3 separate regions of the Homo sapiens genome follow, and all the other regions are linked to region 1. The links are chromatin loops, found by intact Hi-C in ENCODE. Cell type or tissue: heart left ventricle. All regions are shown on one strand.

Evidence for each region. Peaks named below come from ENCODE experiments on the same cell type or tissue, not always from the same donor. Only the 100,000 strongest peaks of a DNase experiment are listed, where the experiment ranks them.
Region 2: it touches region 1 in a loop (2.2-fold over the local background); 8 of 110 quality-filtered maps call a loop at or near these places.
Region 3: a loop joins it to region 1, with 9 times the contacts of the local background. A loop is called at or near these places in 78 of 110 quality-filtered maps.

What each region holds. Positions count from the first base shown.
Region 1 is chr6:160,455,196-160,457,695 of GRCh38, forward strand. No RefSeq gene overlaps it. Among named protein-coding and RNA genes, the nearest start is that of SLC22A3, 110 kb to the left of the region's middle. In heart left ventricle, CTCF peaks have their summits at 941 (motif pointing left) and 1,145; a DNase peak (open chromatin) is centred at 946; H3K4me3 peaks cover 749 bases; H3K27ac peaks cover 688 bases.
Region 2 is chr6:160,347,331-160,349,830 of GRCh38, forward strand. It overlaps SLC22A3 (solute carrier family 22 member 3), which reads left to right and starts at 1,048. Exons shown (of 11, transcript NM_021977.4): 1 at 1,048-1,518. The coding sequence starts at 1,090. In heart left ventricle, no CTCF peak of the experiment used is centred here; DNase peaks (open chromatin) are centred at 921, 1,400 and 1,530; H3K4me3 peaks cover 1,691 bases; H3K27ac peaks cover 180 bases; H3K27me3 peaks cover 1,448 bases.
Region 3 is chr6:159,862,033-159,864,532 of GRCh38, forward strand. No RefSeq gene overlaps it. Among named protein-coding and RNA genes, the nearest start is that of MAS1, 28 kb to the right of the region's middle. In heart left ventricle, a CTCF peak has its summit at 1,403 (motif pointing right); no DNase peak of the experiment used is centred here.

The DNA.
Region 1 (2,500 bases):
CCCAAATGCTTCCTCCCCGTGCACACTGGCCCCACTCTTGCTTCCAATCTTCCACATGTTTGTTCATAAAGTTCATTCTCGTTTCTTTTCTGAAGTCTAAGTTCCCATAATTATGTTGACATATTTCCATCTCGCGGTAACACTCCCAAATTATTTTCTAAAAGTGTGTGACAGTATAAAATGTTACTGGAAACAATTCTCCTCACCCTTGTGAGTATTCAATTTTTAAAAGATTAGCTAACATAGTAGGTGGAAATTGTCCTGATTCATTTTCTGATTTACACTTCCTTGACAATTAGGGAGAAGAAATACAACTAGGGACAATTCTCCTAGTTGTAGTTTTTCTTTTGTGAAAAACTGCTTTATTTCCTTTGCCAAATTGAAACAGAACATCTGCTAAACTGCCAGAGGGAATGCTGTTTTTCCAGATGGACACGCCAAGGATGTCTCAGTGCTCTCACAAATAATCGTTTTCCAATTTTGCAAGCCCAGCTTTGATTAGAATTTCTCAAAATATTTTGCTTTGCGAGCATGACACAGGCAAAAGCTGAGGCACTCTTTCTTTCTTCCCCCAAAGTGTTGGACTGCACTTAGATCATTGTCTCAGGTTCAGAAAACTGACACTGAATCTGGAGTTTACATGAGCAGCGTAGAAGAGGCTCTTCCCAGAGCCTGGCTCCAGAGCCCAGCTCAGCCCTAGCCGGGAAGGAGCTGCATGGAGGAAGCTCCTCCTGGCTACCAAGCATCGGGCAGGGGGTGCATGACGTGGACTGTGTAGATGGGTGAGGGAGCACCCTTTTCAAAATATTTTGCTGAAAATTAAGTTAGATATCACTGCTCTCAGATCTGCTCTCAGAGCAAGGCAAACATCCTGATCAGGAGGTAAACCCACCACTAGTTGCCAGGAAATTGACGCGGTCTGTGAGTATGTGCTGCCATCCAGTGGCCAATGTAGAGATGGCACCTCTGAGGGCGGGGGGCCACGGGTGACCTTGAGGATTGAAGCCCTCCCTGATTGGGTCCTGGGGAGAGGGCCACAAGATTAGCCCAGTGATTGTGGATGGGGCTGACACGGAAGAGCCCCTTGGCCTCAACACCTACTCTGCATTTGGAATATCCAAGTCAAGGAAGGTCTGGAAACATGAAGGGGAGAGGGGGAGAATTTCGACCTCCCTCTGAGAAGCTGAGAACACCCATTGATCTGATGTCATCAACATATAGAAAATCGATAAACAGATCTGAGTTATGTTTTGTGACTCCTCCTGGTCTAGTTAGTGTTCTGAGAATCATTTTCTCAGTGGACATGTGGGTGAGACCAGAGGAGACAGGGAGCCAGTGCAGGATGGTGGTTAGAAATGTGCAGAAGGGGGTGGGAGAGAGGACACAGCGAGTGGGCTCTGGGGTCAAGGCCCGGTTACACGCCGGTTATGTGATGTTTATTTATGATGATAGTGGTGATAGTGATGGTGATAGTAGTGATAATAGTGATGATGGTGGTGGTGATGATGGTTGTGGTAATGATAATGGTGATGGTGGTGGTGATGGTGATGATGGTGGTGGTAGTGATAATGGCAATGGTGGTGATGGTGATGGTGGTGATGGCGGTGGTAGTGGTAGTAATGATGATGATGGCGGTGGTGATGGTGATGATGGTGATGGTGGTGGAATGGTGGTGATGGTAATGGTAGTAATGATGATGACGGTGGTGGTGATGATGTTGATGGGGAGGATGATGATAAGTGGTGGACGGGGATGACGGCGATGATTAATAACCCTAATCCTCACAATGACCTTATATGTAAGTACAGATGAGAAAGCTGAGGCTAAAAGAGATTAAATAACTGCCCAACGTCACATGGAATATGGGAGAGACAGAACTCACACCCGGATCCTTATGATTTTAGCTTCATGCTTTCATCAGTTGAAGTATTGTAGAGGATCTGTTTGTTTTCTGGCTGCCCAGCAGCCTTTCACCCTACATCCCATAATTCTGGTGAGGGATCTACCTTTTGCTCCCTTCTGGGTATGAATGGGGTCCTGCCTCCACCTTCAGCATGGAACAGCTGATGCAGGTCAGAGCCAATCAGTGACGGGCTCAGGGGCAGGACCATGACCCAATTTCAGTCTCTCAGAGTGGACAGACTATTGTTCATGTAAGGGAGAGAGTGGCCTTTCTTATTCTTTCTCAACAGAGCCAGAGCCACCACAGCATCTGCAGCCACGGGAGTGTCACCTTTGTGCCCCAAATAGTGCCTACTCCATGATTGGGAGGGTCTGGGGTCTGGGGCCTAATGTGAGCCTGAAGACTTTTCAGCTCACTAAGAATTTGCCTTGTTTTGCTTAATCCAATTTGAGTTGGATTTTCTGTCACTTGCAAGAAAGAGTCATGTTAGATTCAACTCTATTCCATATTATTAGTAGGAGCTGCCATGGTGGAGTGCTTAGGATGTGCTCGGCACTTGATGCACTTTCTTATTATTTCCCTGTAACAGCCCTGCAG
Region 2 (2,500 bases), 110 kb before region 1:
AGGAACCGCAAGTCCTCCCAAGGCCTTGGAGAAAAGTGAGCTAAAGGCAGAACGTGGGCCGATAACGTGGGGGCGTGGGGGGACCGCGACCCAGCCCGGGGAAGGCGTCCCAGCATGGACCCAGCAGCCTGGGCAGCCTGGGCGGGAAGTTCTGATCGCGCTCTGCCGAATTGGCAGGCGCAATAAGTAAGCGGAAAAACCAGGATTCAAACCAACCACCAACACCCTTCCCTGGCGTTCAGACCGAAGGTGGGTGGGAAGGCCCTGGCGAAGGAGGTCTGCATCAGGCCTGGCCTTGAGGCGATCCCTTCTCACCCCAAACCTCCTGGACGCTGAGCAAGCCCCTTCGCCTGTGTGGGTTGCCCGGCTGCCCTCTGGGGAAAGTTGGGTGATCAAATCCCAAGTTGTAGCTCTCGATGGGTCGAGGGCGATGGCCAGCGCTGTGCTGGGAACGGGCAGCCCTGCCCTGCCCTGCCCTGCCCTGCCCTGCCCTGCCCTGCCCTGCCCCACATGGGCGCAGGAGGCCTCCGCACGCGCAAGGGCCAAGGGCTGGAGGGGGCTCTCCCGGGCACAGGCACCGGACCCGGGGCGCGCGCGCGCGTCCTTAGTCCCCGGGCTGCACTCCGGGCCGCTGAGAGATCGGGTCCCAGAAGTTCCGGGAGTGGTCGGGTGACCCTGGAACTTTCTTCTTCTGGAGCCCGACCTGGGGCTGACTGCAGAGCAGGCTGCTGGCAGGGACCAAAAGGAGCTCCGCGCCAGGCCGGAGGCTGCGCCCGTCACTCGCGGTCCCGGCCGGGTCCCTGGCGCGTAGTCAGGCCGCACCGCCCGAGCCCCACCGCGCGCCCACCCCGGCCGGGTGCGTCCGGCTCGCGGCCGTCCCTCCCGCGACCTGTGGCCCGGGGCTGCTGCGGGCGCCCGGGGAAGAGAGGCGGGGGCCGCGGGGGGCAGGAGGAGCGGCTGCGGCCGGCACAGCGCCAGGGCGAGTGAGGCGGGTGGCGCGGGGGAGGCGGCGGAGTAAAGAGAGGCCGCCGGCTGGGTCCGCGGGTCACTCCGAGGCGCGGGCTGCGGGCGGCGGGCGGCGGGCGCACCATGCCCTCCTTCGACGAGGCGCTGCAGCGGGTGGGCGAGTTCGGGCGCTTCCAGAGGCGCGTGTTTTTGCTGCTGTGCCTGACGGGCGTCACCTTCGCCTTCCTCTTCGTCGGCGTGGTCTTCCTGGGCACGCAGCCCGACCACTACTGGTGCCGCGGGCCAAGTGCCGCGGCGCTGGCCGAGCGCTGCGGCTGGAGCCCGGAGGAGGAGTGGAACCGCACGGCGCCCGCCTCCCGCGGCCCAGAGCCCCCCGAGCGCCGCGGCCGCTGCCAGCGCTACCTCCTGGAGGCGGCCAACGACAGCGCCTCCGCCACTAGCGCTCTCAGCTGCGCGGACCCACTCGCCGCCTTCCCCAACCGCTCGGCTCCCCTTGTGCCGTGCCGCGGCGGCTGGCGCTACGCCCAGGCCCACTCCACCATCGTCAGCGAGGTAAGGGCGCCCCGGCCCTTTGGAAGCCGGCGGGAGAGGACGATGCTGGCTCCCAGGCGGACAAGCCGCGTGTGAGACGCTGGCCGCCAGGGGAGGTCGGTGGAGACGGGGACCGGTCGGCTACCTCTGGGGACAGACAGGATTCAGCGCACCCTTGGAAGTGCCGCGTCGTAAATGCTGGGAAAAGCCTTTCGTTATCTGCCTGAGCCCGTGAGTTAATGCACAGATACTTTGGTTTCGGGTGTGAACAAAAACTTTCTTCGAAGCCGAGTTGTAAACGCCTGGCGCACGCCTGCTCAGGAGTCAAAGACCCAGCACCGCGTTCCTTATCTTTGAGGTGTGCGGGCGCCGTCATTGGAAATTATGGTTAGGTGCGCGATAGGGAACTTCAGTCTCTGGGGTGAGCGACGTTGGCAGTTCCGGATTCGCTTATGGTCTCCAGGGTCAAAGGAAAGGGCGAACCAACGTTTGAAGGCAGCAGCAGCTTTTTTCCAGTTGCCCAAATGGTTACTCAAAATGCAAGGGGACAAAGGTCGAGGCTTTCCCGGGGAATGGTTTTGGTAAAATTGCTTTGGGGCAAAGAGCAACATCTGGGATAAGTTGGGAAAACTGAAGTATTGGATAAATTTTAGTTTTTTTTTCTGGTAATAAATTTTAGGAACATAGCGGGAGGGCCACAGCCTTCCAACGCAAATCCCCAACCCATTTACAGGCGGAGGCTGCTGCCGGCGGGTGGGCGGGGGCGATCCCCACATTTTGGGCAGTCAGTGCATTTGGAAGTTAGGGGAGCTTCCTTCACCCTTGCCCTCAGTAATCTGTTTCTGCATCCTTGCTGAAATGGAAGATTGCCTCTCTGTGAGGTCCAGATATAGAGCAGAGTCACTTTGTAATAATCGGAACTCAGAAACGGCCTCAATTGAGCATGGGTTGCAGAGATGAGCAGTTTTACTGAGCTTTGTCTACAATCACAGCTTAAGTTAAT
Region 3 (2,500 bases), 590 kb before region 1:
ACACAGAGGTTCCACATACCCTCCCCAGTTTCCCCCAGTGGATACATCCTACATAACTATAGCTAAATATACCAGGAAGGCGACTTGGGTTCCAATACTTTCTTATGTTCAGTATCGTTATTGGAAAGTCAATGCCATGATGAGTCCTTTTCTCTTTTTAATGTAACCTAATTTTTCTCTGCGGAAGCCTCCAGCATCTTCTTCTTAGCCCTGATGTTCTGAAATTTATTGACGGCATGCCTTGATGTGGTCTTTTTTCATTCATTGCTCTGAACATTCTGAGTCTAGAGGCTTGTGGCTTTGGGGTCCTGGAAAATTTATGGTATTATGTATTTGACAATTTCCTGTCCTCTGTCTTTATTTCTTCTTTGAACAGTGTTTTGGTGCTGAGCTCCCTGGATTGCTCTCTGATGACTTTATCTTTTGTTTTCTATTTCCCGTCTTTGCCACTTTGTTCTTTTCTGTGTCTGACATTGCCTCCACCTCTGTTCTGTCCCTCCTGGTCCTGGTTCCTTGTTTTCTTCTCAGAGGGGTCTCAGGATGAATTGGCCCATGTATGAGTTTTCTGTTGTTGGCCTAATAAATCCCCCTAAAGTCAGCAGTTGAAAACAGCACACATTTATTATCTCAGTTTCCACCAGTTGGAGTCCAGTTATGGGGCCGCTGGGCTGTCTGTTGAGGTCTCCCCAGGCTGACATCAAGACATTAGCTGAGGCTGGGGTCTCCTCTGAGGCCCAGGACCCATTCAGGTTGTTGGCAGAACCTGGGTTGTTGTAGTTGTAGGGCTGAGGTTCCCACCTCCTAGGGGTGCCCCCCATTTCCTGGCAGGTGGTCCTCTCCACCTGGGTAGTTTGTTTCTTCAAGGCCAGAAGGAGAAGGAGAGTATCTGCTGTGCTTCCTGTGTCTTACCTCTAGACACACCAGGACAACATCCCTTTTTATCAACTCAAAGTTAACTGATGAGGGGCCACACTCCAGGGGAGGGAATGCTATAAGGTGTGTACACCAGGGGGTGGGAATTGGAGGCTACCTTAGGATCCTTCAGCCCACAGTACCCTCATGTGCTCTTCTCATGCATCTCTGATTATAGCCTCTTGTTCTCACTCCCCAAATTTTGTTCCTAGTTCTTGCCTGGCAACATTACCTCGCCTATCCTTTCTGTCTTTTCACTTCATCTTAGTGGTTCTTTTTTTTTTTTTTGCAGGTTGGGGGGCATGAATGTTTGTGGTTCGTTTACGATGTTTAACTCAAAGTCCTTGAGCAGTTAAATTTTTGAAGGTGTGAGTTTTTTCTTAATGAGTAATGCAGAGTGTTTCAATGCAACACACTCTTGTCTGATAATTTATCGCTGAACAGCCTACTGAACAACTTTTAGATAAAACCTACCTGAGGGAAAAAAATCCAAGTCACCACTGGATGGCACCAAAAAACAAGGAATTTAAAGGGGCTTCTCTGCCTGCTGACGTGTCACATAGAGCTTCATTTTCCCAAATGTGAGGGAGAAATGCTATTTATTTATTTATTTAGAGACGGGGTCTGGCTCTGTTGCCCTGGCTGGAGTGCAGTGGTGCGATCACAGCTCACTGCAGCCTCGACTTCCTGGGCTCAAGCAATCCTCCCACCTCAGCCTCCTGAGTAGCTGGGACTACAGGCACACACAACCATGTCTGCCTAATTTTTTTCTATTTTTTTGTAGAGACACAGTCTCACTATAATGCTGGTCTCTAACTCTTGGGCTCAAGTGAACCTCCCATTTTAGCCTCCCAAAGTGCTGGGATTACAGGCCTGAGCCACCGTGCCTGGCTGGGGATGCTATTCTTTGAGATACGTGTTGATGAGCTTTTGTTAGAAGAGCTTGTTACCGTGCTCTTTACCCTGAGGCTGAGGCTCCCTCCCCTGAGAAGCTGCACCACCTGGGACAGACATAATTGCCTGGCTGGAGTCTCACACAGGGTTTTATTTTTTATTTTTTTAAAATTTATTATTATTATACTTTAAGTTTTAGGGTACATGTGCACAACGTGCAGGTTTGTTACATATGTATACATGTGCCATGTTGGTGTGCTGCACCCATTAACTTGTCATTTAGCATTAGGTATATCTCCTAATGCTATCCCTCCCCCCGCCCCCCACCCCACAACAGTCCCTGGTGTGTGATGTTCCCTTTCCTGTGTCCATGTGTTCTCATTGTTCAATTCCCACCTATGAGTGAGAACATGTGGTGTTTGGTTTTTTGTCCTTGTGATAGTTTGCTGAGAATGATGGTTTCCAGTTTCATCCATGTCCCTACAAAGGACATGAACTCATCATTTTTTATGGCTGCATAGTATTCCATGGTGTATATGTGCCACATTTTCTTAATCCAGTCTATCATTGTTGGACATTTAGGTTGGTTCCAAGTCTTTGCTATTGTGAATAGTGCCACTATAAACATACGTCACACAGGGTTTTAAAAAAGTTCATTGCAGCTGGGCGCGGTGGCTCACACCTGTAATTCCAG